4 separate regions of the Homo sapiens genome follow, and regions 1, 3 and 4 are each linked to region 2. The links are chromatin loops, found by intact Hi-C in ENCODE. Cell type or tissue: heart left ventricle. All regions are shown on one strand. Each heading gives the region's core, and the rest is flanking DNA. Links, peaks and the distances in the headings are about the cores only. Region 1 overlaps LOC105369682 (a long non-coding RNA gene). Region 2 has its middle 240 kb from the start of LINC02398. Region 3 has its middle 130 kb from the start of LINC02398. Region 4 has its middle 120 kb from the start of LINC02398.

Region 1 (7,684 bases), core at 1,295-6,294, 56 kb before region 2:
GTCACCATGCCCGGTCAGCACTGCAGATTTTTTAAAATACGAGTATGTTCCCTGCCCTCAAGAAATCACAGGCTTCAGAAGGCTAATAAATAATAATAGTCTAAAGAAGTTGGCAAAGACCAAACTTCATGCCTTTTTATGCTCTTCTATTTCTTTCTCAGAGAACGGCCCCATCATCTACTCAGCCATCCCAAGAATTACTGTAGACTCATTCCTCTCCTTTAATCCAAACATTTAAACAGAGTGCAAGCTCTATTAAGTCCACCTTCTTAATTCCTCTTGAAGCAATTTCTACTACAACGGCCATGTCTCAGATCTGCTTCTCTATCCACCTGGAATGGTGCAATAATCCCTGTATTTATCAGAATTGTTTTAGTAGGAAGGAACAGAAACCTAACTCAATATAGCCTAAGGAAACAATCGGGAAGGGAGAAAATTTTCTGAAAGAAGGAAAGTTGGGTAGTCCATAAAACGAAAAGAATAACTGTGGGATCCAGTGCAATTAAGCACACAGTGCCTAGTAACCAGGACTCTCTCCACCTGCCGTCTCTGTTTCAATAAGGACTACGGTGTTTTTCTGTCCTACTGCAATCAGTTTACCTGGGCATCAGGAAAGAAGGCTGTCCTAGGCTGCAGAGTCCTCTCCCACATCCTCCAAAATTAACGTCTACCCAGAACCTGTAAATGTAACCTTAATTTGAAATAGTGTCTTTGCAGAGATAATCAAGTTAAGATGAGATCATACTAACTTAGGATGGGCCCTAATTCAGTGACTGGTATTCTTCTAAGAAGAGGGAAATTTTGGACAAAGAGACATCCGGGAAGAAGATGGCCATGTGACAATGAAGGCAGATATTGGAGTGATGCATCTAGAAGTCAAGAAATGCTAAAGATCGAAGGGAACCCACCAAGCTGGAAGATACAAAGAAGAATCCTCTTCTGCAACCTTCAGAGCACCACCCTGCTGACACCTTCATTTTGAACTTCTAGCCTCCAGAACTACGAGAGAATAAATTTCTATTTTAGAAGCCACCCAGTTTGTGGTATTTATTTCCTAATGCCATAAGAAACCAATATAACAGCCAGAGGAAGACCCAGGTATTCGTCATTTCAGTTTAGAAATCCTAAAAGAAAGAGAATGCCTCTGTCTTCCATATAAGCATATTTTAAAATCCTAACCTCAGAATTTGATGGACCTAACTGCAGTCACACACTGTTGCTTGGACAGATCAGAGTGCCTAGGGATGGGACACCATCACTGCCCATGCCTAGGAAATGTATGCCTCTCTCTGACTGCAGAGTCAGGAGTAGGGAACTGTGACTGGAAGTTTTCCCAAAAAATCAACTGGAGTAGGAGAGGAGCAGTTACTAAGCCAAAAAGGGAAGGGTTCTGATACCAAAACGAGGCAGGATGCCAAGCAAACAAACTGACATCAACTATGGCCTCATAGGTTCTCTCTCCGCATCTTACCTTGTCCCCCGACTAGTCCACTGCCAAGGCTCTGCTGGACTAGTCTTCCCCAAAGGCATCTCTCACCATATGGCCTCCTCAAAATCTGTTAACAGTTCCCTTCAATTTTTAGAGCAATAGATATCATTATCTTGCTCCTGACTCCTGTGCCACCCCCAACACTCCCCACACTTCCAGCCAGAACAAACCTCTCACAGTTGCCGCCACACTCCAGGAAATTTCAAACTTCCATCTCCTTGCTCCTTCCTGGAAGTTTCTTTCTACTTTCCCCACTTTGTTCATTCCTGTTCATCCTTTTCATTATTATTATTATACTTTAAGTTCTAGGTACATGTGCACAATGTGCAGGTGTGTTACATACGTATACATGTGCCATGTTGGTTTGCTGCACCCATTAACTCCTCATTTACATTAAGTATTTCTCCTAATGCTATCCCTCCCCCTGCCCCCCCACCCCACGACAGGCCCCAGGGTGTGATGTTCCCTGAGAACTAGAAATACCATTTAATCCCGTTACTGGGTATATACCCAAAGGATTATAAATCATGCTGCTATAAAGACACATGCACACGTATGTTTATTGCGGCACTATTTACACTAGAAAAGACTTGGAACCAACCCAAATGTCCATCAATGATAGACTGGATTAAGAAAATGTGGCACATACACACCATGGAATACTATGCAGCCATAAAAAAGGTTGAGTTCATGTCCTTTGCAGGGACATGGATGCAGCTGGAAACCATCATTCTGAGCAAACTATCATAAGGACAGAAAACCAAACGTCGCATATTCTTACTCATAGGTAGGAACTGAACAATGAGAACCCCTGTTCATCCTTTTAAGATTGCACTCAACTATCAGTAGTAACTGCTTCTCTACTCATCACCTTGAAAGAGGAAAGATTCCCTTGTCCCCCTCGCGGGGCTGCAAAGGGGCTGTGGCTCACTTCTTCAGTGCCCCGCTGCTCAAACCTCTAGGGGAGTATACAGACAGGCAGGTTGTGGGGCTCCGACCGCCACAGTGTCTAGGGGTGAATGTTTACAGCTCCTGAAGCCCCAGTGCCCATGTATTACAGGGTGCTTAGTTTAGCGGTTAGTAAGCCCGATTAGACCCTCTGCCTGGTCACAAGGACAGAGGGTTTTCTGTATCCTGGGTTCTTACCTTGGTGAACCGGAAGAATCGGATCACACGTGGGCTTGGAGGATAAGTGCAAAGTTTTACTGAATGGCAGTAGTTCTCCCAGGATGGGGAAGCCAGAAGTGAGATGGTCTTCCCCTGGAGTTGGGCTGCTCGGCAGCCCCAGGTTCTCCTCTGACTGCCCCAGCCTCCGCATCTTCCGCCAGTGGATGGCCTGTTGGCCCGCCTGTGCCTGCCATGCTCTTCTGCCAGCAGGCTCTCAAGGACCGGCCGCTTGTGTCTGCTTCAGCCGATGTGCTCCCATCGACGTCTGGCTGCCTGTGTGTCTGCGCACTAGGGTCTCGGGTTTTTATAGGACCAGGATGGGGACATGGTAGGCCAGGGTGGTCTTAGGAAATGCCTGTCCTCAACTAGGTCTGTAGGGGTAGAGACCTAGCCAGGGACCACGCCCTCCTCTACCCAGCTCGTCCCTTCCCCCCTTAGGTATCATTTAAAGGCAATACGCTCTTCCTTTCCCAGCACTTCCCTATCAACCTCACCTTCTAGATTCGTATCTCTCATCTGTAATACAAGAACAGGAATTATTAATTTCCAGGAGAAACCCCTTCAAACCTCAGTGTGCTTCTCCAATAATTGAAGGGTGGATTTCTGATTTCTTTTATGAGGCCCATGGAGCTGACAAGAACCACAGAAATACATCAAATGACTTTTGGCAAAATTATCTTTCTCTGTCAATAAGATACTGTCTAATTCTGAAATCCTAGACTTGCTATAAGTCAAAAATTTGGAAGCTAGGAAAACTTGTTATGCAATAGATAAAATAAATGCTGCTATAAATCAAATAAAAGTAAATCAATTATTAATTCAAAAACTAATAGAAAGAGAAAAGGAAGATACAATCTACAGATATGATTAGAGAATTATTGTGAAAAGCCTGAGCACCTCTTGGATACCTAATCTCATTCTAGGATCTGGAAATCCCATCTAGCTCATCCCATCAGCATTATCATAAAATTCAAATCTGATAGGAAAAAAATAGCACATTAAGCTAGGATCATTGATTTATACCTCAGCACTTATTGTAATGCTCAATACAGTAATATAGTAAATAATATAAGCTCTAGACTCAAACTAGTTTGGTTCAAATCTATGTTCTGCCATGACGATATGTGGCCCGGGGGAGCTTATTCAAACTCCTAAATATTTCTCTCCTGTAAAAGTGACATGAAAATACTACCTCTTCATAGAACCCAAGCACTTACAACAGTAGTTGACATATAGTAAGGGTTCGGTAAATCTTTGGATTACATTCTCTCCAGTCTTTTAGCAGGACCATAAAGAATAAAGGAAAGCCAAGGGAGAGGATACAAAGAGCATGGGGCAGACCTCATGCAAGACAGGGGCTGGTAAAATAGTTAGTGAGAAGGAGGGCATAGATGCTGAACCTGGGCTCTGGAGGCATCCTTGTTTTAGCAGGGGCTGTTATTAATCGGAAGCAAGCAGAATGACAGAGGTCTCAGTTATTTATTCAGTGCCAGTCATTTCTCTGTGATGGCCTTTCTCAAATTAGAAGCTCCTTTGGATGAGTCTGAAAGTAGAATTCTACCTTCAGATTTTTCACTGTTTCTCCACTCTTCTGGTAGGAAGGGGAGGAAGGGGAAACTTTCAGTGATGCAATTCATAGATGCTCTAGAATCCAGGAAGAAAAAAAAAAAGTTCTTGCTGGGATGTGGCAATTCACCTCACTGCCCTGCACAGAATGGTGTGAGGGACAACTAGTTGTGGCTTTAAAGAAATCACTTTTGAGTAGAATGTATATTTTTGTTGTATTTTTTGTGGTTTTTTTTTAGAATCCTCCACAGCAACATACAAGACCATGGAGTTAAAGAAACCCAGAGAAATTCATCAATTAATCGTCCTGTTTGTGAATTTGTATAAATAATAACAAAGATCTTCTTAAAATGTTTATTTCTTACTACCATAAAAGGTTGAACTGGTATTTATATAATAAAAGAGGAAATATGAGTACATTTTTGGGGAAAAAAAAAACCAGCCTTGTATCTGCAAATTATTTTTAAGGCATTGTGTGCTTGGGTACACACCAAGGTAGGAGGTGCTGTTGTATACTCTAAAGTTAAAGAGGACACAAGGTAGGGTTTGGTGCATCCTGTCTGGTGGGTGACTCAGCTCACGGGTAAAATTTTATTCTGCATAAGATTTACTACTGACACATGTTTTGTTTCTAGAAATGTGATTAGACTGGAGATTTATAAATTTTTTGGCTTTAAACTGTCAACATGGAAATTTAGAGAAAATGAAACTTAAAAAAAGATTTGTATGTAAATCACAAAGAAAGTTTTAAATGACAGTTATGAAAACAAAACCACAAAAACTGTTAAGAGATGTCATTTTAGACATGCTTAGTATATTAGTCAAGGTTCCCTAGAAAAATGGAACCGTGTGTGTGTGGGTGTGGGTGTGTGTGTGTGTGTATGTGTGTGTGGAGAGAATGACTGATTTTTAAGGAGTTGGCTCTCACCCTTGTAGGAGCCAGTAAGTTCAAAATCTACAGGGTAAACCAGTAGACTGAAGCCCCAGGGGAGAGTTGATATTGCAACTTGAATCTCAAAGCAGTCTGTTGGCAGAATTCCTCTTCCCTGGGAGAGGTCAGTCTTTTTCTCTTGAGGCCTTCAAGTGACTGAAAGAGGCCCACCTACATTATGGAGGGCCAACTGCTTTACTCAAAGTCTGCTGATTTAAATGTTAATCTCATGTAACAGATACCTTCACAACAACCTCCAGACCAGTGTTTGACCAAATATCTGGGTACTGTGGCCTAGCCAAGCTGACATAAAATTAATCGTCATTGTTATTAGTCTTCCTTTCCCAGTTCCCAAGGAAATGTCATCACTTAAACTAACTGGATACTACAGATACTAGTTAGGTTAGAGTTTCCTCTCTTTCTCTGAAAAATATATATATATAAAATAACTTTTCAACTATAAATTTTTGGGTTTTTTGCACTCTCCTTTGTAAAAATAAGGCCCACAGCCTCAAATCCTCTGAATCCAATATCACTAGGTTTCAGACTCCGTGTGCACCTTAGGACATACTATGGAGAACCATGCCCCAGAGTCATCTCCTGAACATTGGTGTGGATTTTTATTACTCAGTTACTTAAAATAAAGTCAAAGGATGCAAATGGAATTTGACACATTATTGCCCTTAACTCATACTGAACTTAATACACTGTGATGTGAAGCACAAACGAATGCAAAACAATATGCACTAAGACCACAGAATGGATTAGGTGAATTTAAAGTCACAGTCTATATAATATTAATGCCAAGGTGAGCAATGCACTATATTTGCTTTTACATTGCCTACAGTGTCTTGCATGCCACCAATACAAATTTTTTAATCGCCTAAAAATTCGACTGGAGAATTTGTTCTAAAATCTTTCATAGTCCCACAATATTTTATGTCAGCATCACCAAGTCCTACACTACTGGGTGCCAATTACTTCTCATGTTTGTCTGCATGCTGTGTCCATGCCCTTTTCACAAAGGATTTCAATCATTTTAGAAAGACAAGAAAAAAATGTAATGCATTATTCCCTGAATTACCAGAATGTGCATACTGTGCTAGGTCCTAGAACCCACTGATGGATAATACACATTTTAAAACCTCTACCAGGATTTGGAGAAATAGGAACATTTTTACACTGTTGGTGGCAGTGTAAATTAGTTCAACCATTGTGGAAGACAGTATGGCGATTCCTCAAGGATCTAGAACCAGAAATACCACTTGACCCAGCAATCCCATTACTAGGTATATGCCCAAAGGATTATGAGTTATTCTACTATAAAGACACATGCACACGTATGTTTATTGCAGCGCTATTTACAATAGCAAAGACTTGAAGCCAATCCAAATGCCCATCAGTGACAGACTGGATAAAGAAAATGTGGCACATATACACCATGGAATATTATGCAGCCATAAAAAAGAATGAGTTCATATCCTTTGCAGGGACATGGATGAAGCTGGAAACCACCATTCTCAGCAAACTAACACAGGAGCAGAAAACCAAACACCACATGTTCTCACTCATAAGTGGGAGTTGAACAATGAGAACCCATGGGCACAGGGAGGGCAACATCACACACCAGGGCCTGTCGGGGGATGGGGGGCAAGGGGAGGGATAGCATTAGGACAAATACCTAATGCATGTGGGACTTAAAACCTAGATGACGGATTGATAGGGGCAGCAAACCACCATGGCACATGTATACCAATGCAACAATCCTGCATGTTCTGCACATGTATCCCAGAAGTTAAAGTAAAATTTAAAAAAGAAAAGAAAAGAAAAACAAACAAACAAAAACCTCTACCAGCCTATAGGATACTGGGGAGAGAAAAGCCCTCCAGAGCTTACAGACTAATATAAAAAGAAAAATAAGTATTTAATTATAGTTTGGCGTGTGCTTTTCAGAAAATAGACAAGTAAGTACTTTTCCTTAAATCTACAGGTTATCATGAGAGTGAGCCAAGGAGGAACAACTAGAGGATGGAGTGGAGGATCAGACAAAGCTTACCCAAGAAGTAAGATAAAGGCTGAGAAGCTGAGGCTTGAGAAGACTTTAGGCAGGGTAATAGTAAAAGAAGGATCATTCCTGGGACAAAGAACATAATGGTGCAAAGGTCTTTACCTAAGAAGCATCAGTACAAGTACTAGGGACAGAGGGGGTAGAAGTGAGACAGAGAGTGGCTGGACAAAACAGGGTTCCATCAAGCCAGGCCTCACTGGGCCATCTTAACCTAAAAATGCAGCTGAGGCCTGGAAGAGCCATGTAAGCTGGAACATCTAAAAAAGCTTTTTCCCTCCATTCATTTAAGAGGCTTAAGTCATTTGGAAAAAACATGTATCCTAAAATATCAATAAATTATATGCAACTTCTCTCCCTTTATACTGGAAGTCCTAGATCTACAGATATAATCTAAGTATCTGTGCTTAAATCATTGAAAGCACATTTATAGAACACTATTTTTAGAAAACTAAATATTCTCTCT
Region 2 (7,684 bases), core at 1,051-6,050:
TCTCAGCTCACTGCGACCTCCACCCTGCAGGCTCAAGTGATTCTCATGCCTGAGCCTCCTGAGTGGCTGGGATTACAGGCATGTGCCACCATGCCAGGCTAATTTTTATATTTTTAGTAGAGACAGGGTTTCACCATGTTGACCAGGCTGGTCTCAAACTCCTGGCCTCAAGTGGTCCATCCCTCTTGCCCTCTCAAAGCACTGGGATTGCAGGTGTGAGCCACTGCACCTGGCCTTATTTTTTTGACTTTTAATAACAGGCATTCTGACTGGTGTGAGATGGTATCTCATTATGGTTTTGATTGGCATTTCTCTAATGATTAGTGATGCTGAGCTTTTTTCATATGCTTGTTGGGCACATGTGAAAAAAAAACTTGTATGTCTTCTTTTGCAAAGTGTCTGTTCATGTCCTTTGTCCACTTTTTAATAGGGTTGTTTCTGTCTTGTAAATTTGTTTAAGGTCCTCATAGATAGATGCTGGATATTAGACCTTCGTCAGATGCATAGTTTGCAAATATTTTCTCCCCATCTGTAGGTTGTCCATTTACTCTGTTGATAGTTTCTTTGGCTGTGCAGAAGTTCTTAAGTTAGTTAGATCCCATGTGTCGATTTTTGCTTTTGTTGCAATTGCTTTTGGCATCTTTGTCATGAAATGTTTGCCTGTTCAGATGTACAGAATGATATTGCCTGGGTTATCTTCCAGGGTTTTTATAATTTTAAGTTTTGTACTTAAATATTTAATCCATCTTGATTTTTGTATGTGGTTTAATTAAGATAGGAGTCCAATGTCAATCTTTTGCATATGACTACACAACTAGCTAGTAACATTTATTGAATGGGAAGCCCTTTCCTCATTGCTTGTTTTTGTTGGTTTTGTCAAATTTCAGATGGTTGTATGTGGCATTATTTTTGTGCTTTCTATTCTGTTCCATTGGTCTATGTGTCTGTTTTGTACCAGTAGCATGCTGTTTTAGTAGCTGTAGTCCTGAAATAAAGTTTTAAGTTGGGTAATGTGATGCCTCCAACTTCATTCTTTTTGCTTAGGATTGCCTTGGCTATTTAGGCCTTTTTGGATTCCGTATGAATTTTAAAATAGTTTTTCCTAGTCCTATACAATGCTATTCCTATCAAACTACCAATGTCATTGTATCTGGAAATTGTTTTGTGCAGTATGACCATTTTAACCATATTGGTTCTTCCTATCCATGAGCATGGAATGTTTTCCATTTGTTGGTGTTATCTCTGATTTCTTTGAGCAGAGTTTTATAGTTCTCATTATAGAGATCTTTCACCTCCCTGGTTAGCTGTATTCCTAGGTATTTTATTCTTTTTGTGGCAATTGTGAATGGGATTGCATTCTTGACCTGGCTCTCCACTTGGATGTTGTGTGTTTATAGAAATGCTACCCATTTTTCTACACTGATTTTGTATCCAGAAACTTAACTGAAGTTGTTTATTAGTTCTAAGATTTTTTTGATAGAAACTATGGAGTTTTCTAGGTGTAGAATCATACTGTCCGCAAAGAGAGATAATTTGATTTCCTCTCTTTATATTTGGATGCCTTTTATTTCTTTCTATTGTCTGATTGCTCTGACCAGGAGTTCCAATACCATGCTGAATAGGAGTGGTGAGACAGGACATTGTTATCTTGTGCCTGTTTTCAAGCAGAATACTTCCAGATTTTGCCTATTCAATATTATGTTGGCTGTGGTTTTCTCATAGATGGCTCTTATTTTGAAGTATGTTCCTTCATTGTCTAGTTTATTGAGGGCTTTTGACATGGAGAGATGTTCAATTTTATCAAAAGCCTTTTCTGCCTCTATTTAGATTATCATGTGGTTTTTGTCTTTTGTTCTGTTTATGTGATGAATCACATTTATTGATTTGCCTATGTTGAACCAACTTTGCTTCCCAGGGATGAAGCCTACTTTATCATGGAGAATTAGCTCCCTGTATATACACCATTGATGTGCCGCTGGATTTGTTTTGCAAGTATTTTGTTGAGGATTTTTACATCAACGTTCATCAAGGATATTCGGCCAAACTGTTTTTTATATGTGTCCTGCTTCTTCTCACTGGGTGGGACCCCACAGCCTGGGACTCCAGCCAACCCCAACCAGGGCTCTCAGGCTGGTAGCAACTCGGCACTTCCCTAGGATGCAGTGTGAAGAAGGAGAGTCCGGCCACCAGTTTTTGCTGCCTTGCAGTCTCTGCTGCTATAGCCTTCAGGCTCTGGAGAGCAAGTGGTGATTAGGGAGTGGCATGGATCCCCCACACAGCGCAACTGACCCAAGGTAAAGTGGCCAGATTGTTTTTTACATGGGTCCCTGATCCCACTTCTCCTCACTGAGTGGGACCCATCTATCTGGGACTCCAGCCACTCTGTACTCACCACAACCAGGGCTCTCAGGCTAGTACAGATCTACACTTCCCTGAGACGGAAGCTTGCAGAGGGAGAGGCTGGCCACAGTTTTTGCGTCTTCCAGATCCTGCTGCTATTGCCTTCTGGTCTGGAGAGTACACGGTGATTAGGAAGTGGCATAGTTCCCCAGAACAGTGCAGCCCTCCCACAGAAAAGTGACTGGATTGTTCTCCACGTGGGCTTCTCTCTCAGCTTCTCATCACTGGGTAGGGCCACCCAACCTGGGACTCTAGCAAAACTACCCTGCCCCTTCCTGAACCCTTTAGTCAGAGGTGGGAGGAAATCCCAGAGACAACCCACAACCCCTCTGCCTCTGCAGCTACAGTAATAACACCCTAACCTCCCACAGGTTGGGGAAGGAACAGAAGGCACAATAGCTACGCTGGCAAATGCAACATACTGCAGCCACCAGACAAAAAGGAATCCAGTCTCTCTTCCTTGTGACACCCTCCCTCCCCACTGCCCCCAAAACTCTTCACCAGGCAGGGCCCCCGGCTTGGGACTGCAGAACAGCTGACCCACCCATGGTTAGGCATACCCACTGGTAGGGGCTGTTCTTCCCGGGTGAGGGGCTCCCAGAAGCAACCAAAAGCCCCCCTGCCACTGCCACAGCAATGATTCTGCCTCTGCTGCCCTCAGTCTGGAGAAAAAACAAAGAATCTAAGGGCTTCACCCGAGCTTCCAGCACACCAAGTGGAGAGGAGCCCAGTCTCTCATCCCTGTGAGCTGTGGACAAACCTCCTGCTCTTTAACAAGCAGAGCCCGGCTCAGGCTAGCAGAGCAGCTGCCCCACCCCATGGCCGAACATTCCTGGGAGCAGCAGCTTCGAATTTCTCTGAGGTGGAGCTCCCAGAAGCAACCAAAAACCCCCTTGCCACTGCCACTGTAGTGGTGCTGCCCTTGCTACCTTCAGACCAGGAAAGAAGCAAAGACGCTGAGTGCTTTAATCACACTTGCAGCGAATGGCAGTTGCGTTAAGGAGAAGAGGCCAGTTTGTCTCCCCCAGGTCCCACCCAAGGCCCCTGCTCATCACCAGGTGGGGCCCCATTAGTGTGGACCCACCGTTCAGCTGCCCCACCCCAGGCTAATTAAACTGATTGATAGCAGCTCTGCATGTTTCTGGGCTGGAGCCCAAAGAGACAAATCAAAGACCCTCTGCCACAACCACCGCTGAAGTCCCTTCCCCTGCTGCCTCAAAGCTGGGAAAGGAACATAAAGCCAGAAATCACCCTAGAGCTGTGGTGTGCAGCCCAGGAGTGCCAAGTTGAGACATGCAGCCAGCACTCAAGTGGGAGATAAACCCACACTTTCAGAGCACTGAGAGGGAGTACAACTGCAATTGTGAAGAAATACAGGGGAGCTGTGTTAACTGAGCAAGACCCTACCTACCGGCCATTACACTTAAGTGCCACCTACTGGATCACAGCACAAAACATCAATACCAAAAAATACTTTGCTAATATACTCACCGTGTGAAATCAAAAACAAGAATTTAGCTACAAATAAACACCTGAACAAAGCTTTGGCCCTCTGAAAACATCCAGAAAGGAAGTCAACTGACTGTACTCAACACCACAGTTAAAGGAACATCAGCTTGCTCACACAGATGAGAAATAACCAGCACAAGAACTCTGGCAATTAAAAAAGCCAGAGTGCCTTCTTTCCTCCAAATGCCCACACTGTCCTAACGAGGCTGAAATGGTTGAAATGATACAAATAGAATTCAGAATACAGACAGGAACAAAGATCATCGAGATTCAGGAGGACATTGAAATGCAATCCAAGGAACCTAAGAATCACATAATACAGGAGCCGTTAGATGAAATAGCCATTATAAAAAAGAACCAAAGTAATCTGATAGAGCTGAGAAACACACTACAAGAATTGCATAATGGGGGACTGGTCTAAAAAGAAAAAAAAAAGAATTGCATAATGCAATTGTGCATATTAACAGCAGAATAGACCAAGCTGAGGAAAGAATCTCGGAGGTCAAAGACTGGCTATCTAAAATGACCCAGGCAAATAAAAATAAAGAAAGAAGAATTAAAATGAACAACAACAACAAAAAACCCTCCAAGAAATGTGTGATTCTGTAAAGAAACCAAACCTATGACTCATTGGCATCCCTGAAAGAGACAGGAAGAAAGCAAGCAACTTGGAAACATATTTCAGGATATCGTCCATGAAAACTTCCCCAACCTCACTAGAGAGAACTACATTCAAATTCAAGAAATACAGAGAACCTCTGCAAGACACTACACAAGAAGACTATCTCCCAAACACATAATCATCAGATTCTCCAAGGTTGATATGAAAGAAAAAAAATGTTAAGGGCAGCTAGAGAGAAAGGGCAGGTCACCTACAAAGGGAACCCCATCAAGCTAACAGCACACTTTTCAGCAGAAACCCTACAAGCCAGAAGAGACTGGGGGCCTATATTCAGCATTCTTAAAAAAAGAATTTCCAACAAAAATTTCACATCCAGCCAAACTAAGTGAAGGAGAAATAAGGTCCTTTTCAGACAAGCAAATGCTGAGAGTATTTATTACTACCAGACCTGTCTTAAAAGAGGTTCAGAAAGGAGCACTAAATATGCAAAGACCATTACCAGCCACTACATAGACACACTGAAGTACATAGACCAGTGACACTATAAAGCAACCACACAAACATGCCAGCATAATAACCAGCTATCAACATGATAACGGAATCAAATCCATAAATATGATACTAACCTTGAATGTAAATGGGTTAAATGCCTCCAATTAAAAGGCACAGAGTGTCAAGCTAGATCAAGAAGCAACACCCGATGGTATGCTATCTTCAAAAGACCCATCTCACATGCAATGACATGAATAGGCTCAAAGTAAAGGCATGGAGAAAAATCTACTAAGCAAATGGAAAACAGAAAAAAGCAGAGGTTGCAATCCTAATGTCAGACAAAAAGGACTGTAAGCCAACAAAGATCAAAAAAAGATAAAGAAAGGCATTATATAATGGTAAAGGGTTCAATTCAACAAGAAGACATAACTATTCTCAATATATATGCACCCAACACAGGAGCACCCAGATTAATAAAGCAAGTTCTTAGATAACTACAAAGAGACTTATATTCCCACACAATAATATTGGGAGACTTTAACCCCCGACTGACAATATCAGACAGAACACTGAGGCAGAATATTAACAAAGATAGTCAGGACCTGAATTTAACATTTGAACAAATGAGCCTAATAACATCTACAGAACTCCCCACCCAACAACGGAATATATATTCATCTCGTCTACACGTGGCACATATTCTAAAACTGACCACACAATCGAACATAAAACAATACTCAGCAAATTCAAAAAAACCAACAGTATACCAACCACAATCTCAGACCACAGGGCAATAAAAATAGAAATCAATGCTAAGGAAATCACTCAAAGCCATAAAATTACATGGACATTAAACAACCTGCTTCTGAATGACTTTTCAGTAAATAATGAAATTAAGTCAAAAATCAAGAAATTCATTGAAACTAATGGGAATAAAAATACAACATACCAGAATCTCTGGAACACACCTAAGGTAATGTTAGGAGTAAAGTTTACAGCACTGAATGCCCACATCAAAAACTTAGATCTCAAATTAACAACCGAATATCACAACTGGAAAAACTAAAGCTAGAGCAACCCAACCCTAACACTAGCAGAAGACAAGAAATAACCAAAATCAGAGCTGAACTGAAAAAAACTGAGACACACACACACACAAAATACAAAGATTAATGAATCCAGAAATCGGTTCTTTGAAAAAAATGAATATGATTAATAGAGCCAGCTAGACAACTAAAAGAAAAGGAGAAAAGATGCAATTAGGCACAATCGGAAATGACAAAGGGGACGTTACCACTGACCCAAGAGAACCATAAAAACAAACCCTCAGAGACTACTATGAACATGACTATGCAGACAAACTAGAAAATCTGAAACAAACTGATAATTCCTAGACATATAACAACCTCCCAAGACTGAACCAGGAACAAATTGAATCCCTGAACAAACCAATAACGAGTTCCAAAATTCAATCAGTAACAAAAAGCCTACCAATAAAAATAGCTCAGGACCAGATGGATTCTGAGCCAAATTTTACCAGACGTATAAAGAATAGGGAGCGGGGCCAGGCGCGGTGGCTCACGCCTGTAATCCAAGCACTTTGGGAGGCCAGGCGGGCAGATCACGAGGTCAGCAGATCGAGACCATACCGGCTAACAGCGTGAAACCCCGTCTCTACTGAAAACAAAAAAATTAGCTGGGCGTGGTGGCAGGCGCCTGTAGTCCCAGCTACTCTGGAGGCTGAGGCAGGAGAATAGCTTGAACCCGGGAAGCGGAGGTTGCAGTGAGCCGAGATCGCGCCACTGCACTCCAGCCTGGGTGACAGAGCGAGACTCCCTTGCAAAAAAAAAAAAAAAAAAAAAAAATTGGGAGAGGGATCATCATGGTGGATAGGAGGCAGGACTAGATTGCAGCTCTGACTCGTACGGGCAGAGCAGGGTGCGGAGGCTCGCATCATTAATTTTAGCTCCGTATCAATGGCAAGAACAAACCAGGAATCCGGAGAGGACCCACAGGCCCTCTAAAGGAAGCGGACTGCTCCTGTAGGACCCGGGAGACAACCCAGATACAGCGAGTCCCCCAACTGCGGAAGTAGGAAAGGGAGATCCTCCTCTCCCAAACACACACCCCCACTGGGAAAACTGAAGGTCTGTCTGCGGGAGAAGTTTCCGACCTTACCTGGAACTGAGTCCATCTCGAGAGCCTAGCGAAACACAGGGGTAGAGGAAGCAGCAGGAAAGGCTCTGGGAGCTCGTTGGGTCCCCAAGCAGCCCATTCCTGCCCGGCACCACAGGACTCCTTCGGCGGCCAGAGGAGCGGGGAAAATGCCACAGGGAGAAGGAAGTCTCCAGCGAGCTCTGTAACAACTGGAATCCAGCCAGAGCCTCCTGGCCAGAACTCCGGGGAGGGCGCGAATCCGGTGCGTTTTGCTAAGGACTTAAACTTAAGACCTGAAACTATAAACATTATAGAAGATAACATTGGAAAAACCCTTCTAGACATTGGCTTAGGCAAGGATTTCATGACCAAGTACCCAAAACCAAGGGCTAAGGACATCAATAGAAAATTCTCAAAAGAAGATACACAAATGGCCAACAAACATATGTAAAAATGCTCAACATCATGAATGATCAGGGAAATGCAAATCAAAACCACAATGCA
Region 3 (7,684 bases), core at 921-5,920, 100 kb before region 2:
TTCAAATACTAGCAATGCCACCAGCCCATCCCCTCATCACCAGGGATACCTGCTGGAATTCTGAGTGTGGAAGGCATAGAGAAGGGCAAGAGGAAGGGGGAAAAATAGTTTCTAAAAATTTTTCAGGCCTACTGAAGAAGAAACCACACTGGAATAATGAGCCAGGAAACCCAGCTTCAGTCCCAACTCTGTCACTACCTGGCTGTGCAGTTATCACTTAATTTCTCCCCTTTGCCATTTTTTCATCTATAAAAGGAAGAGGTGGAACAAAATGATATATAAGCCCAAGGATTCCAAGTGCTCCCGGTCTTGCTGAATTATAATATCTCCTACTGTGTCCTGTTGGGTTCTATAATTTTTCAGTAAGAAGAGAAATGTTTCCACTTGGAATAGGAGGTTCTCGTTGTTTATTTTCATGTCTACCGTAGCAACATTCAAACATGCTGGGATCACAGAAATGTCTGGCTCTCTCCCCAGTGTGCTCTTGCTGGCATGTTTTCCAAAGAAGCAGACTTAAAACAATGAAATACAAAATCAGGGGAACTTTCTACATCTCCCCCAAGATTTGGAATTGGCCTATGTTAGTATTTTTACCAGTGGTACCATTTTTCTTCAAGTTTTTTGTATTGGAATTCAAAGGCGAATATTTCCAGGTGATATTCATTGAATTTTACCAAAAGTGTGTGCTCTTTACACTTAAAATTATGAGCATTATACTATTTCAGAGGGTAAATCTGTGAACAGAGTTAAAACCGCACAGTTAGCAAAAACCCAAGGGTTTTCAGTACGAGTTCTTTTCTGTACATTTCAAAGCAAGTCCTCCAAAAAATGCTATTCTTAACGGGTTAGAATGCAGCTTGCAACATGAGAAAGACCTCAAGGAGTTTGACATATATTCTGTCAATGACGATAACATCCAATGACAGAGGATGCAAAGTGTTGCAGACCTGTGGATGTGAAAGTCCTGTCACGTTATCTAGGACCATACACTATCAAAATTACTCAGACACACAACAAATGCATGGAAAAATAAAAATTCGGCATTGCTCCTGTTCAGAAAACAAATTTCAGAGATAGGATCAGGACCTTAGGGACTGTGGCATCCATCAAATGATGGACAAAGCATGGTTCTATTTTATTTGCTAAGCACTGCCCAGGCGGGCTGGTGTCCATCCACTTCTGCCCTCAGAAACACCTGCCCTACCCCTGGACTGGAGTTGAAAGAGGTGGGCAAGAAGGGGCACAAGAAAGTTGGTTTAAAATAAAAATTTTGGCTAAAGATGTGGGATCCAGAGGTAACCGGAAAGAACCCTCAGTTGTCTTTATTCTGACACTGGCACCATAAATATACTCCATGAAATTCTACCAATGCTATCAGAAAAACAAAAGAGGCAATGGTATGTTTAAGTTGGTAGTAAGGTCTGTTTAATATTTTGTTTACCAATTTCATTTGTGTTTTCACAATGAAAATGCAAAACTAAATTTTACTACCCAGCATGTTTGCTAAAAATAAATGCATAGTTTAATAATAAGCTTATTTTCAACTGCATACTGTTCTCTTTTCTGTAAATCCAGTCCTAAGCAACCCTGATTTTAAATTGAAAGGGAAGTTCACTCTCCTTTTTGTGTAATTTCTAAAAATAGTTTGCTTAGCTAAATATGTAGGTCCTGCAGAATTGGCTAGATTTATGAAACATTCTTTAATAAACCAAACAATGACTATATAAAAAGCAGATGCAATACCTTTGTAATTCAATTTTATAGTTTAAAAATATTCTACATGGAAGTGCCAAATTCTGCCCTACAGAGACACAGGGCTCCCACTGACGTCAATGAGAGCCAGGCACCCACAAAGGAGGGCAAAACTATGCCCTGAGCACTTAAATTTAGTAATCCATTAGGCGCGGTGAGGAAGAAAAAGATCAGCTCAAATACCTCTCATCAGCATTTAAATTTGCCAGTGTTAAATGCTCTTGGAAGCATGTTTAAACCTACAGAGCTTATAGATGTAGGAAGAAACACAGGAGCAGAAGGATTTTTTCACATAATAATTTAATTGGAATTTTATGTACACTTCTATTCCCAAGGATAAGTATGCCTTTATTCCTTCTCAGACATTTTTTTTTAACCATTTCAGATGACTGAAGAGTCTGATTTCCTAAAATAAAAGGTAGAACTTGTGGTTGTATACACAAGGAAAAGTGTCTTTCCTTAAATGAGTAAAAAGAGGATTTATACATAACTAATGACTACTTCTGAGGTAAGCCAGCACTCCTGTATTCACTTGAATTAGAAAAGGGAAAGATAATGGGAAAAGAGAAATGTTACAAGTTGCAAAATCGAGTGATATTTCCAGGGAAGCCACTTACTTCCTGTAGAACTTTAGTGCCGCAACTTACAGTGAGCTATTATCTTAACTGTACATTGTTGAAATAAAGTGAGGATGCAGTACCACACTTTAAATGTAAAAGCACTTTAAAGAATTAAATGTATCCTAGAAAAATGAAGTAGTAGTAGCAGAAACATCATCTGGATATAGTCTTGAAATTCAAAGACTCTACTATTAATGACATTATCTTGCCAGATTCTGTCATTAATGGAATTTTCCACAAGAGAGTTAATTCCCTGACTGCTCTGTAAATTTTAAAAATCTTTGAGTCACACCAGCTGAGTTTAGTTTTAAAGCATGACAAGAGGTAGACAATCTTTTCCTCAACTATATCTTCCCTCTTTCTAGTCTCTTCCCTTTTTACTTCTTGCTGCCAGAATAATCTTACTAAAACAATGTGCTTCTCAGTGAAAATACTTTTACTGCCTCTCCAATTAACCACAGAGCAAGTCTGAATGCCGTAAGCTAAGAACCAAGGTTCTCTTTAATTTGGACCCCACTCTCCAGTAGCCAATCTGCACTATTCATAGTCCTCCTATAAAGGCCTCCATACTCACCCTTCCTGTGCCTTTGCCACTTTGCTCTGTCTGCCAACAACCACATCTCTAGAGGTCACCGTTTAGATTTATTTCAAAGTCAGATTCACAAATCACCTTCTCTACAATGTCTCCCACAATCTCTTGCTCCCAGCTAGAAGTACATTATTCCTCAACTGAACTCCGCCATAGCAGTTACCTTGTACTTCCCTTACTGCATGAATGACTTTCCTTTCAGTTTTAATTACTAATGTGTGATTTATTTTTCTTATTAGCCTATACACCCCTTATAGGCAAGTTGTATATTTAATTCATACTTTTTTAATCATAAAATACCTAGACTAATAATTTACTAGCATTACAAGAGTCAAAGATATTTGCCAGCAATGAAAAGGATTGGTATACAATGTTATAATTATTGTTGGGAAAACAATCATTATAACCCAAGTCAAAATAGAGTAAAATGCTGGCTCCATCTCAAGAGTGGTCAGAGAGCCAAGGAGGACTATAAAATGTTCTGGCGCAAGTGGCTTCTAGTCTGGCAACAGCTTGCAGTGAGAATTTCCTCCCTGGGATCATGACTTTAAATGTGAAAACATCATTTGTTATATTATTACTGGTGAAAGATAAAGAGAGAGGTAGCTGAGGAGACATCTGTGCTATCACCACCTAATCCTCACAACTCATCTGAATGCTGCTCTCACTGACTTGAGAAGCACGGTAGTTTTATAAAAGACAGACTCACAATAATGCATACGAGGAAAGTTCTTCTTCTTTTCCCTGACACAAGCAAGTCCATGACACAGTATTCTATCTCTTGTTTCTGTCCCCTAGGGGACTGAGAATCAGAGACCTTGGGCACAAAACCAGGTAAAAGACAAGAAATATGATGCCTTGGTCAGATGGCTGCTAATTAGTTTAAAGGAAACAGTTTTCAGAGGAAGTAATCAATTGAGATGCCATTGGAGATCCCTTAACCATTTCCAGCCCAGTGGAACCTGATCAGCTGATTCACCTGTCACACTTATGGAGCATGCAAATACTGAGACTACCTTTTCAGGGTTTCTGGTTTAGTGAAAGAGTCCTAGAGATTGAGCATTTGTACTTTTAAAAAGCACTCAGGACACTCTTTTGCATCAACTGGAGATAAAGATTCAAGTTGAGTTTAAAAGCTATTTTCCTTTTAAATTCCAGTACCCTCATGTAGTAAAACTAGATCATTGTGTCAACAACATAAAATGTCCAATCATGGCTACTATGTTCACCAAAGTAAGGCAATCAGAATAAACAGTGGATATATACAAGATAAAAATATTTTATTGAGTGTATTATTGATTAATCAGTTATACTCGCAGGCAGAATTTGCAAGGAGGGGGCATGTATATAAAAGCTAAGGAAAGTTTGCTAACCTAAAAACAAAACTACTTTTACTTTTTTTTTTTTTTTTTTTTTGAGACAGAGTCTCTCTCTGTCACCCAGGCTGGAGTGCAGTGGCACGATCTCAGCTCACTGCAACTTCCGGGTTCAAATGATTCTCCTGCCTCAGTCTGCCGAGTAGCTGCGACTACAGGCTCATGCCCCCATGCTCGGCTAATTTTTTGTAATTTTTAGTGGAGACAGGGGTTTCACCATATTAGCCAGGATGGTCTCGATCTCATGACCTCATGATCTGCCCGCCTTGGCCTCCCAAAGTCCTGGGATTACAGCATGAGCCACCGCACCCAGCCTCTTTTATATTTTGTAAGAGAATCACCTCTCTGGCCGTAATACAATAGAATTTCATTAATACAATCAATACTTTTGTTTTGAAACGACACTGTGTTAAGTAGGTAAAGTACGACATACATATTTATCAGATCACTTAGGATATTCCATGCAGCACACAGCTGCCTAATTCATTTCTCTCTGCTCCATTTTCCAAATTTGCATAAGTAAAAAGGCATATGTAAGGCTTATTTTTTCCCGCAAATTCTACTGTTTTCTCTCTCCTCCTCTTCTCCAATTATTTCTTTCTTTGCCTTTACTATTAGAAGCAACAACTGAGTCTCATCATTTAGATGTTGTTGCTAGAAGAAGCCACTGTGAATTATACATTTGAATCTAATCTAATCTATCTATAATGCCTGAGCCTTACAAAACTTGGCTGCAAATAGCATTCTCTCAAAAGGTATTTAGTCCTTCCTGCTGCATGTTTTCTGTCTGTTGTATTACTTAAAAATGAAGCAATGGAAGATAAGATGGTGCAAGTTATTCATAATGTAGAAACTTGCAAGAAGCTATGCTTCAGGTTTGTTCATTATCATGTTGCTATTTGGAACAATTTTCTCTTTTCTTCTTTCAATCAGATCAAAATTTTGTCACAGCTCTGGTTAGATTTTCCATATGTAAGACTTTTCCCTTTTCCCAATCATCATCAACATTGCTGTATTTCCTAACTCAACATGTCTTAAAGTTTACTTAAAAGGAAATTATTCTCCATTTAGCTATATTAGATAGGGACCAGAGTGATTCTACAGTAAAAGTAAGCAAAAAGCAATAGTTATAAAAACAGAGAGAAAAGTTAGCCTTGCTTAACAAATTTCTTCTCACTCAGTCTAAGTAAAGGTTATTGTAATATTATAGGATAGAGGGTGTATAAGCCAAAGAAAAGTAAGAACAAAAGGAAAAGCAAAGAAAGTATCACCCAGGAGACACCAAATCAAACAGGCAATTCTAAACCATTCCAATATCAAGTTGAGCCTCTCAGCAATTTCTAGCTCATGTGATAGCATTTTAAATATGCTGCCCATGGCTTAGTACAAAGTCAAACACTACTTGGAACTCATCAAGTCAACTCCAAAAGTTCTGATGCCACAAAAATCCTTCTTCAATTCTTTCTCTGATTACTATCTCTTCCTGCCTTGAGGTCAAAAATGACAAAGCAGAAAAGGGTCACATAGGTGGGGAAAATAAGGCACAGTGATCTCATATGTAGAAAATGAGGCAAGAAAGGAAAATCATCTCCTTAAATAAGCTTGTGCACCAACTAAAAATGACCAGTGTGGGAGGCCTATAGACCAGGTATATTTTACACACACACACAAATTTTATCTTCGTCTACTAGGTGAACTTGACCTATACCTGGTTTTAACTTGCTCACATAGGCTTGAACAATAAAAACACAAAAGTCAACTCCAAGAATGCTAATGATTTTGCATTTACCTTTGTCTCAATACTTCCTCCTAAAATGGTCTAGAAAACATATATGCACATACATGTAACTGTACATGCCTAAAGCAGGGTATCTTTTAGCTGGAAATATTTAACAAATATTTCGGTGAAAAAGAAAAAGAAAAAGGGAAAGTAGGAATAATGTCATCTTATCAAATGTAATGGGTTTTTTGGTGGGGAGGAGGTTGTTTTTTGTTTGTTTTCTTAGAGACAAGGTCTTGCTTTGTCACCTAGGCTGAAGTGCAGTGACACAATTATAGTTCACTGCAGCCTTCAACTCCTGGTCTCAAGTGATCCTCCCACCTCAGCCTCCCAAGTAGCTGGGACTACAGGCATGTGCCACCATGCCTTGATGATTTTTTAAAATTTTTTGTGGAGACGGGGGTCTCACTATTATTGTCCATGCTGGTCTTGAACTCCTGGGCCAAAGTGATCCTTCCACTTCAGCCTTTCAAAACAATGCAATATTAAAAATTGGTTATATTATTAATAATTATATAACACTTTTTCTATTATTAATAATCATATAATAAATATGTTTCCATTAGACATAGGCACTATGGTTACACATATGTGTTTCAGTCTATGTCTATGTGTGTCTCTGTGTACACACCGTTTGTCCCAGTATGGCTTATCAGCCCTTTTTTTATGAGTGCAATGTTGAACATTTCTGCCCAAATGGAGTCTTATTTAGTAGGCAAACGTTCTAAAATACAAATCTCCTTATGTGATTTCCCCACTCCTAATACCCAGAGGAAAGAATCCAAACATTCTTCTCTGACTATATCCCATCATTTCTTTTTCTATTTCATAGCAACCTATTAGAAATAGAGCTACAATTACTCCTACTTGAAACTTCTTATGCCAATCTCAGGCATTCAACCACTTTATCTGGCCAATTCTTGTTTATCCTTCAAGACAATGCTTTATCCTGGAAGCCCTTCCTGATTGCTTCTTCCCTCAACCCAGACTGGACTGCCCTTCTTTTGTGCATCCAGAATATAAGATGACTTGTTAACACTACCTCATTATTACCTGTTCACTCCTATATCTTTTAACTAGATTTTAATCTCTGTGATGATGTCCACTATATGGTATCATCTCTATTCTTAAGGCCTAACAATGCCTAGAATGTAGTAGATGATCAACAAACATTTGTTAAATTACTAAATGAAATCTCAGCTGATTCACTTGCAAACAATTTACATACCAAATAGATAAAACAACAAAAAATATAGAAAATCATGGAGTCCAAAAACCACTTTACAATTAGATGTATATTAAACTTCAAGTTTAATGACAATATACATATATAGCTATATATTTGTAAATATATCTGACAATAAGCCTTCCTAAACTTCAGTGTCCTTATGAATATCTCTCAAATTTGTACTATCATTTAACTTCATTACAATTATTTGAAAAAGTATCCTTTTTTTCCCCCAATATGAATGTATCTTAATGACAGGGCTATTTCTTCCTTATTTGTGTGTCTCTAAGTCCTAGGTCTGTTCCTACTATACCAGTAATCCTTAATAAGTGATGGTAA
Region 4 (7,684 bases), core at 1,526-6,525, 110 kb before region 2:
GCTTCATATGTAACTTTGTAATACTATAAATATATGAATAAACGTAGGCAATTTTCAGAGGAACTATAAATAAATCCTTAATTTCTCAAGATTTTATTGTTGCCCAGTTATATATGCCATATTTTATCACCAAAAAAATACTCATTGATCCTCCTAAGGAAATAGGGAAATAGTGTAGCTCTTTATTGAATGGCTTGTGGGCAACAGCAAATTCCAATTTTTTCCACTCACTAATAGAGAAACTGCTTCTCATTAATCTAGCAAAAGGAGAGAGAAGCTGTAAATACAGACAGAGAACTCCAGTTTTGTTAAGAGATTAGGGTTTGGGAGAGGAAATTTGATGAGGCAAAGGGAGCTCTCACTGAAAATTCAAACAAAAACAAAAATGCTTAGGTGTAGCAAGTGCATCTGGGAATTATGAAATGCCAGGGCCAGGAATGGTGGCTCACACCTATAATCTCAACACTTTGGGAGGCAAATGCAAGAAGATTGCTTAAAGCCAGGAGTTCAAGACCAGCCTTGGCAACATCTCTACAAAAATAAAGAGCCAGATGTCATGGCATGCACGTCACAGCTACTGGAGGCTGAGGTAAGAGGCGTGCTTGAACCCAGGAGCCAAGTCTGCAGTGAGTTATGATCGCACCACTGCACTCAAGCCTGAATGACAGAGTGAGGCCCTGTCTCTGGGGAGGACGAGGAGGAGGAGGAGAAGAAGAAGAAGGAAGAAGAAGGAAGAAGGAGAAGGAAGGAGGAGGAAGGAGGAGGAAGAAGGAGGAAGAAGGAGGAAGGAGGAGAAAGGAAGAAGGAAGAAGGAAAGAAGAAGGAAGAAGGAGGAAGAAGGAAGAAGAAGAGGAGGAGGAGGAGGAACAGGAAGAAGAAAAAAGAGGAGGAGGAAGAGGAGGAGGGAAGAAGAAGGAAGAAGAAGAAAGAAGAGGAGGAAGGAGGAAATAAATGCCACGTTTTGATGTACTGCCATTAATAAGATATTTTTCAATAAAAGTGATTACAATGAAGAAAAGTTTTGAGAATTTGCCCTGTGTATAGTGCCAGTGAAGCAGCTTGAGAGAGCAGAGGGGTCTTATACAGGTACAGAGAGAGACCAAGGAGAGACCCCACTCCAATCAGGGTTGAGCCAAAACACCAAACAGGTGCCTTATACAAGTCAGCCTTAGTAACTTAAAAGTACACTACCCAACATTTCCATAGCAACCACACAAGTTGCTAATGGATCAGTGGTGCCTAATTTGGATCCCTGAATGTGCATCAGAAGGTTCACAAACAACTTAAATTGTAAGCAAAATACCATATGTGTGACACATATATATAACAATTTTCTAGGGAGATAATCTATAGCATATGTAAACGCATTTTTAAAATATATACTACCTAGCATAATGTTAAACATATTTGAGGTTTATGCCTCATTTAGTTCTGGATCCCATCAGAATAACCTGTACCTATGCAGACAGAAGAAAATATTTCATTAGGGTTATGTAACTAAACATTTCAAGGCTTTTCCTTTTATCTTTAAAAAAAAGTTTGAGTAGATTTTTTTTCATCTAACCATATCAAGTACTATAAACAATATACTGTAAAAATAACTAAGGAAACTATGTCTTCTTGAATTGTGATTTTGCCAACACAAAGAAATAGCTCATATTTTCATCTGTCATTGCTGGCTGGTTATGAGAATTAAAAGCAAGAATGTAATGAGAGGAACATGAACTTTTAACAATGATTGAATCACACTCTAGCCTTGCTCCAAGTCTGCTGTCACCAGCAAGATCTTGTTATGACAGTTTAAAATGTCTTTTCTGATAGCAGCGTTTGAGGGATTAATTTAAGATGAAATCTATACTTGCATGTACATGTAATGGGGGGGTAGTATGGGAGGTTAATAAATGTATATTTCTCATGGACTTTAAAAGAGAAGGACAAATTGTTTCTACTAAGCGAAAAAAACCAGATAAGAGAAAATATATGTGACATGAGTATTCAAAAATAACTCAATCCACTCTTGAAAATTAGTCTAGGTCTGCTAAAGCAATTCCTAAAAGAAATGAAGTCTGACTAAAATATCTTAGCCTACAGTCAAAGGAAAAATTCACTAGAAATAAAAAATATAACTTGGCACCATAATACTTCATATGTCTATGCCCCTAGGAATAAAAGAAGCTGGGAAAATGTGTGTAAAAATATTCTAAGCTCTGCTATTTTTCAGTAATACAGTATTACAAATATACTAAAGTCTAATCTATATTTGTTGAAATATAGTTCACCTTTGTATATCAGTACCAGCGTTAATATTTGATTCTCTTTACATATGAAGGAAAGAAATTACATAAAATCAAAATAACTGGACGATCACACTGTTTAACCCTTCTTTAGCATATTTATTACATCAGCAAATATTCTAAATCAAGGCTTACCGCCAATCCTGTGCTACACTCATGATTACTTTCTTTTACTCATTCTACACCATTTATTCTTTCTTAAACACCAGCATGTGACAGAAATCTTTGTTCTCTGCAGTGGGAAAAACCCGAGTTCTAGTCTCAGATCCACTGTTTACTAACTGACCTGAAACAAGTAGCTTGATGACTCAACCTTTCCTTCTTTAAAATAGAAGCGACAACAGCTCCCGTGTAAAGATGCTCTATCAACAGAAACATTATTTCCTTTAACCCATATATGTGACTCTTCTTTAATCTTCTTAGTCAAATGTTGATTCCAAATTTATTGTGAAAAATACTCAGATACTGATGGTTAGTATAAAAATGGGTATAGAACTTATGCCTCTGGACGATATCTTAGTTTTATATTTCATCTTTAAAAACATAAATATCAGGCCAGAAACCGTGGCTCGTGCCTGAAATCCCAGCACTTTGGGAGACGGAAGTGGGAGGATCGCTGGAGGCTAGGAGTCCAAAACCAGCCTGGGCAACATAGCGAGCCACTGTCCTCACAAAAAATAAATTAGCTGGGTGTAGTGGGTGAACACCTGAAGCTGCAATGAGCTGTGATTGCACCACTGCACTTTAGCCTCAGGAAGCCCCCCACCACCACACACACACACACACACACACACACACACACATCCTAAAACTTATACCTGGAGTCCTAAAACTTGGAGTGATTCTATTGATATACATGAATTGACAGCAATGTAACTCAAAATTAAATCATACCGATGTAACTTCAGATTTTATTCACTGGCATGTATTACCATACCCATGGAAGATCTGACTCATCATCTCTTATTTGCAAATTACTTCAGCTATGTGGGAACAATTTACAACCAATCATGCTACATATTAAAATTTCACAATACCCTGTCATCTGTCCCTGTCATCAAGAAGACCACTTCCTTCATACTAACTTCTGTTTTGTATTTTAAAACTGAGTACACAGTCTTCCAACACATTAAGAATAGAGCCTCTTAAAACAATTTGCTTTTAGATAATAATATAGTGAAAGAGGTTCAATGTGTAGAATATTATTTCCTCTTAATTGATGTCCTCAATGTTTTAATAGGTTTGACTAAACAGTTATTATCAAAGCTTCAACCCTGTCTTTGTCAAAATTCTTTCATTATTAATGTACTCCTTACAGTAATATCCTGTAGGGCCTTACAAACAAATTGTTGGAAAACTCCTAATTAAGAGCACGCTCCTAATCATAATGAAGGCCTGTGTCTAAAAGAGGCAAAAACAGGGTCTGAGAAGGGGGTTTTATCCATTCATATCTGAAGACTGGAAGTCATAAGTGTATTAACCTGGACTCTGGGATTGCAGACAAAAATCCAAGCTGACTAGTTTAAGCACAAGAGTAAACAGTAGGTGGAGTCTCATCCCTTCTGGTGTAACCCTACCACTGTGATCAAGATCATGTGCTATGGATTCTTCTTTTGGTTCCATTATCTTCTTTTGGCTGTGAAATCTTTGGCAAGTAAATCAAGCTTTCCTTCCTTGGCATCTCTAAAATGGGGACAGTATAAAAACCATCTCATGGAACTGTGTTAGGAGGATTACATGATTTAATACATGCAAAGCACTTAAAAATCGTCTAGCACATAATAAATGTTCAATAAATTGTATTAAAAGAACAAAGGTGAACCTGATTTTAAGAGAGAACCTGAAATGAAAGGACAAATGCCATCAGGACCCTCTTACTGTGTTTTCTACCTACATCTAAATCTTTCCCAGCTTCAGACAAACAGCTTAGCAACAATCTGTAGGAGTCCTTTTTCCTCAGATCAATTTAAAATATTTAAAAAAAATAGAACTCCTATTGGCCCATTTTAGATCCTGTGCCAATTCCCAGACTAGCTATTTTGGCTGTAGGTGGGGTTCTATGATTAGCATGGCCCAACATTCCAGTTTATACCTGTAGTTTCAGCATAATGACTAATAATGCACCCTCCCAGTCTCTAAAGTTTGCCTGTTTCCATAACATTACCTATTTAGCATTCTTGCCAAAATGTTTAATCTGGAGCTAATTATAAGAAAGAAATTAGAAAAACCCAGATTGTGGGACGTTCTGGATTAATATCATCATCATGGATTCTTGAAAAATGTCAGTTGCATAAATGATATTGAAAAGGAGATTTAAAAAGAATACAAAACATAATAACTGAATGAAATACATAATCCTGGGAAGTGGAGGAACACCTACAAAGAATGTTTGGGGAATAGCTGGGTGTGATGGCAATACTGGGCTTATGAAGAAGAATATTCTTTGTGTCTGTGAGATAATACACGCTGCAGTATTTAAGGAAAAAGTGTAATAATGTCTGCACCTTGCTTTCAGATGAATTGGAAAAAAGGACATATCGATAGAGAAAGAGCTATAGAACAAATGTCACAAAACGTTAACAGTTGTAGAATCTAGGTAATTCAGCATATTGTATTTATTGTATTATTCTTTTGATACTTCTGGTATACTTGAAATTTTTCAAAATAAAAAGTTGAGGAAAAAATGACCCCATTTGGATAATAAATTGTAACCCTGTCTATGACTAGACTAGCTCAAGTTTGTTGTCTACCCTTGAACAATTACCAATTATTGCCTGGCAGGGAAGCAAAGTCATAGAATAATATGACTAATCCCTTTCACAACATATGTTTAAAATACAGGGAATAAAAACACATTCCCAAAGAATTTGAAACTGGGGAAAAATCACTGCACATCAGGCAGTGACCAATTTATGTACTGTAACATGCAAATTATATATAATCCAAATGCTCTTGTCCTTCTTTTCCATTTATGAGAAAGAATAAGCTGAACTATTATCCTTTTAGCAAAGGAAATACCTCCTTCTCAATTGCTTCCCTGAAACTGCCAGTTACTTCCAAGTGCCTAACAGAAAAATTTCACTAGGGGAGGCTTAGGAATTCTTTCAATTACGGTCGTAAAATCTGAGTTCCACCCAACCTGAAAACTCTGGGCAGTTATCTCTTATTGCTGCTATTTCTATAGAGCCTCCTCTTCCAACCAAAGCATATCAGGACCTGCAAACTTTCCTGTCACAAAGCTTTTTTTTTTTTCCTGCCCCTCCCCCCACCCCTCCTCGAGACAGAGTCGCTGTGTTGCCCAGGCTGGAGGCCAGGCTGGTCTTGAACTCCTGACCTCAGGTGATCCGCCAGCCTCGGCCTCCCAAAGTGCTGGGATTACAGACGTGAGCCACCATGCCCAGCCTTTTTTTTTTTTTTCTTAACATTCAATAAATATTTAAACAATGCCTACTATTCTTCATTTTATAATTTTGCAAGGTATTTCAGAAGTAAGGCCGTCAACAGAAATCCAAGCTTGAATCTCCAATCTTGCATTTCTAAAGTGTCACTTTGGAAAAGTTACTTTACATATCTGAGCCTCAGCTGCACCATCTGTAAAATGAGAATAATCACTTTAATAATTTAAAATGATTTAATAATCATTTTAATAATCGCCTGCTTTTCAGGGTTGTTTTAAGTATTGGAAAGAAATACGGTAAAATATGTAATGGTTGTTTCTGTTTCTAAAATATGTAATGGGAATAATGATAATGACAACACACCTCCTGCCCTTAAGGAGCTCACTGTCTAGTATAGCCTGTCTCTTCTCACTCATGTTTGCTACTTACCCCAACTGTTAGAATTTGTGTCCAAAGCAAGTCAGTGTTCCTCTGTGTAGGCAAGTACAACATAAATATACAGGTTTTTGATGTCTGAGGCAATCTAATTGCACAGCATCCTTTTCTTATTTGCTTTTTGCTTTGTTTTTTAAACACACCCCAATCAAAATGTATTACAGTGCATCAAGTTCTTAAACAGGCATTTCAGATCTTTCTATGTAAAATATACTTTCTCTTTGCACAAAGATAAATATTATTCTATTAAATTAATTTAGATTTTTTTTTCCAGCACTGGATATATCTACATGTTTTTGAGAATAAGTAAGACCTTGCTACACTTGCTACAGAGTAATACATCACCAGTAAAACAGAAAACACCAGCTGGTGTATTATCTGGTGAAAATCCATTTTTTCCCAGATTATAGTCTTTGTTAGCAGTAAATGTGAAATAGATAGAAAGAATGTAGTTAAGTTATCTGATAGGAGGTTTGGATTCACAAAATCTGAAGAAAATTATTTTGGTTAGGAAATTTTTAAAAACCTCAATATCAGTGCATGAAACAATATGCAGTGACTAAAAGTCTCTAATTTTTGTTCTGCATTGAATATGGGGATTTCAAATACAGATTGGGAACTAGTCAAGGTTGAAGAACACAATTTATTCATCTGTATACCACAAATATTCTAATACAGAGGTAAAGTTGGATAAACTAGATGACCACTAAATAAAAGGAAAAGTGCTGTAGGATGTCAGAGGATAGAACCAAGAATAGCTCCAGGAAAGAGAGGCTCTTCATATGTCCTTTGGAAGATGGGTAGAATTTTTAGAGTGGAAAAGGGGAAGAAAAGGGCATTCCACATGGAGATAATGGTGCAAACAATGAAAAATGCAGAACTTTTTCCAGGAACAGAAAGTAGGAGAGTCTGGCAAGTATTTATGGTAGGTGAAGAATAATAATAAAAAATTAAAAGCTGAAAACATAGATGGGACTGTCACTGCCATGCTAAAGATTTTGGATTCTATTCCAAGGCCTTCAAATATTTTGCTCAAATATACCTCAAAGAATTTTGAAAAAGCTGTATACTTCCTTGTACAATTTTGTCTTTACAATGATGTTATATTTTATATCATAAATAGTTTAAATACTTGCAAGAATATAATTTCCAGGAACATTATAAATGCTGACTTAAAAAAATGCTTGCTACAGCATTCTTTTAATGTATCCATTGGAATTCAAAATCATTTATTTGAAAAATATATGCTCATGTTCTGTTAGAAATTCTACAGTTTGTTTTTCTTTCTTGAACTCCTGTTTTCATTCCCTTTCTTCCATAGAATTTTATCCTAAAATTCCCCAGTCTTTTTTCAATCACACTTTTTTACTTCTCTGAAACAAAAATATGTTTGAGATGTAAAGGAAATTTATTTCCTGTTACCAAAAATGTTCTACAGTAAATTATCATTACAATGATTATCAGAACACAATTGGTTAAAACATAAATATTTGACAAATTTTGATAAATCATTATTAAATATAAAAGTAAAAATATTATTAGAAATGTATTCCTCAA

Evidence for each region. Peaks named below come from ENCODE experiments on the same cell type or tissue, not always from the same donor. Only the 100,000 strongest peaks of a DNase experiment are listed, where the experiment ranks them.
Region 1: a loop joins it to region 2, with 2.1 times the contacts of the local background. A loop is called at or near these places in 6 of 110 quality-filtered maps.
Region 3: it touches region 2 in a loop (4-fold over the local background); 15 of 110 quality-filtered maps call a loop at or near these places.
Region 4: a loop joins it to region 2, with 3 times the contacts of the local background. A loop is called at or near these places in 16 of 110 quality-filtered maps.

The regions. Positions count from the first base shown.
Region 1 is chr12:19,831,417-19,839,100 of GRCh38, reverse strand. It overlaps LOC105369682 (a long non-coding RNA gene), which reads left to right. Exons shown (of 4, transcript XR_931409.3): 4 at 7,144-7,571. Among named protein-coding and RNA genes, the nearest start is that of LINC02398, 180 kb to the left of the region's middle. In heart left ventricle, for the core only: no CTCF peak of the experiment used is centred there; no DNase peak of the experiment used is centred there; H3K27ac peaks cover 277 bases.
Region 2 is chr12:19,775,121-19,782,804 of GRCh38, reverse strand. No RefSeq gene overlaps it. Among named protein-coding and RNA genes, the nearest start is that of LINC02398, 240 kb to the left of the region's middle. In heart left ventricle, for the core only: a CTCF peak has its summit at 3,219; a DNase peak (open chromatin) is centred at 3,224; H3K27ac peaks cover 932 bases.
Region 3 is chr12:19,878,368-19,886,051 of GRCh38, reverse strand. No RefSeq gene overlaps it. Among named protein-coding and RNA genes, the nearest start is that of LINC02398, 130 kb to the left of the region's middle. In heart left ventricle, for the core only: no CTCF peak of the experiment used is centred there; no DNase peak of the experiment used is centred there; H3K27ac peaks cover 2,834 bases.
Region 4 is chr12:19,889,853-19,897,536 of GRCh38, reverse strand. No RefSeq gene overlaps it. Among named protein-coding and RNA genes, the nearest start is that of LINC02398, 120 kb to the left of the region's middle. RefSeq lists an enhancer at 2,605-2,714. In heart left ventricle, for the core only: a CTCF peak has its summit at 3,843; no DNase peak of the experiment used is centred there; H3K27ac peaks cover 796 bases.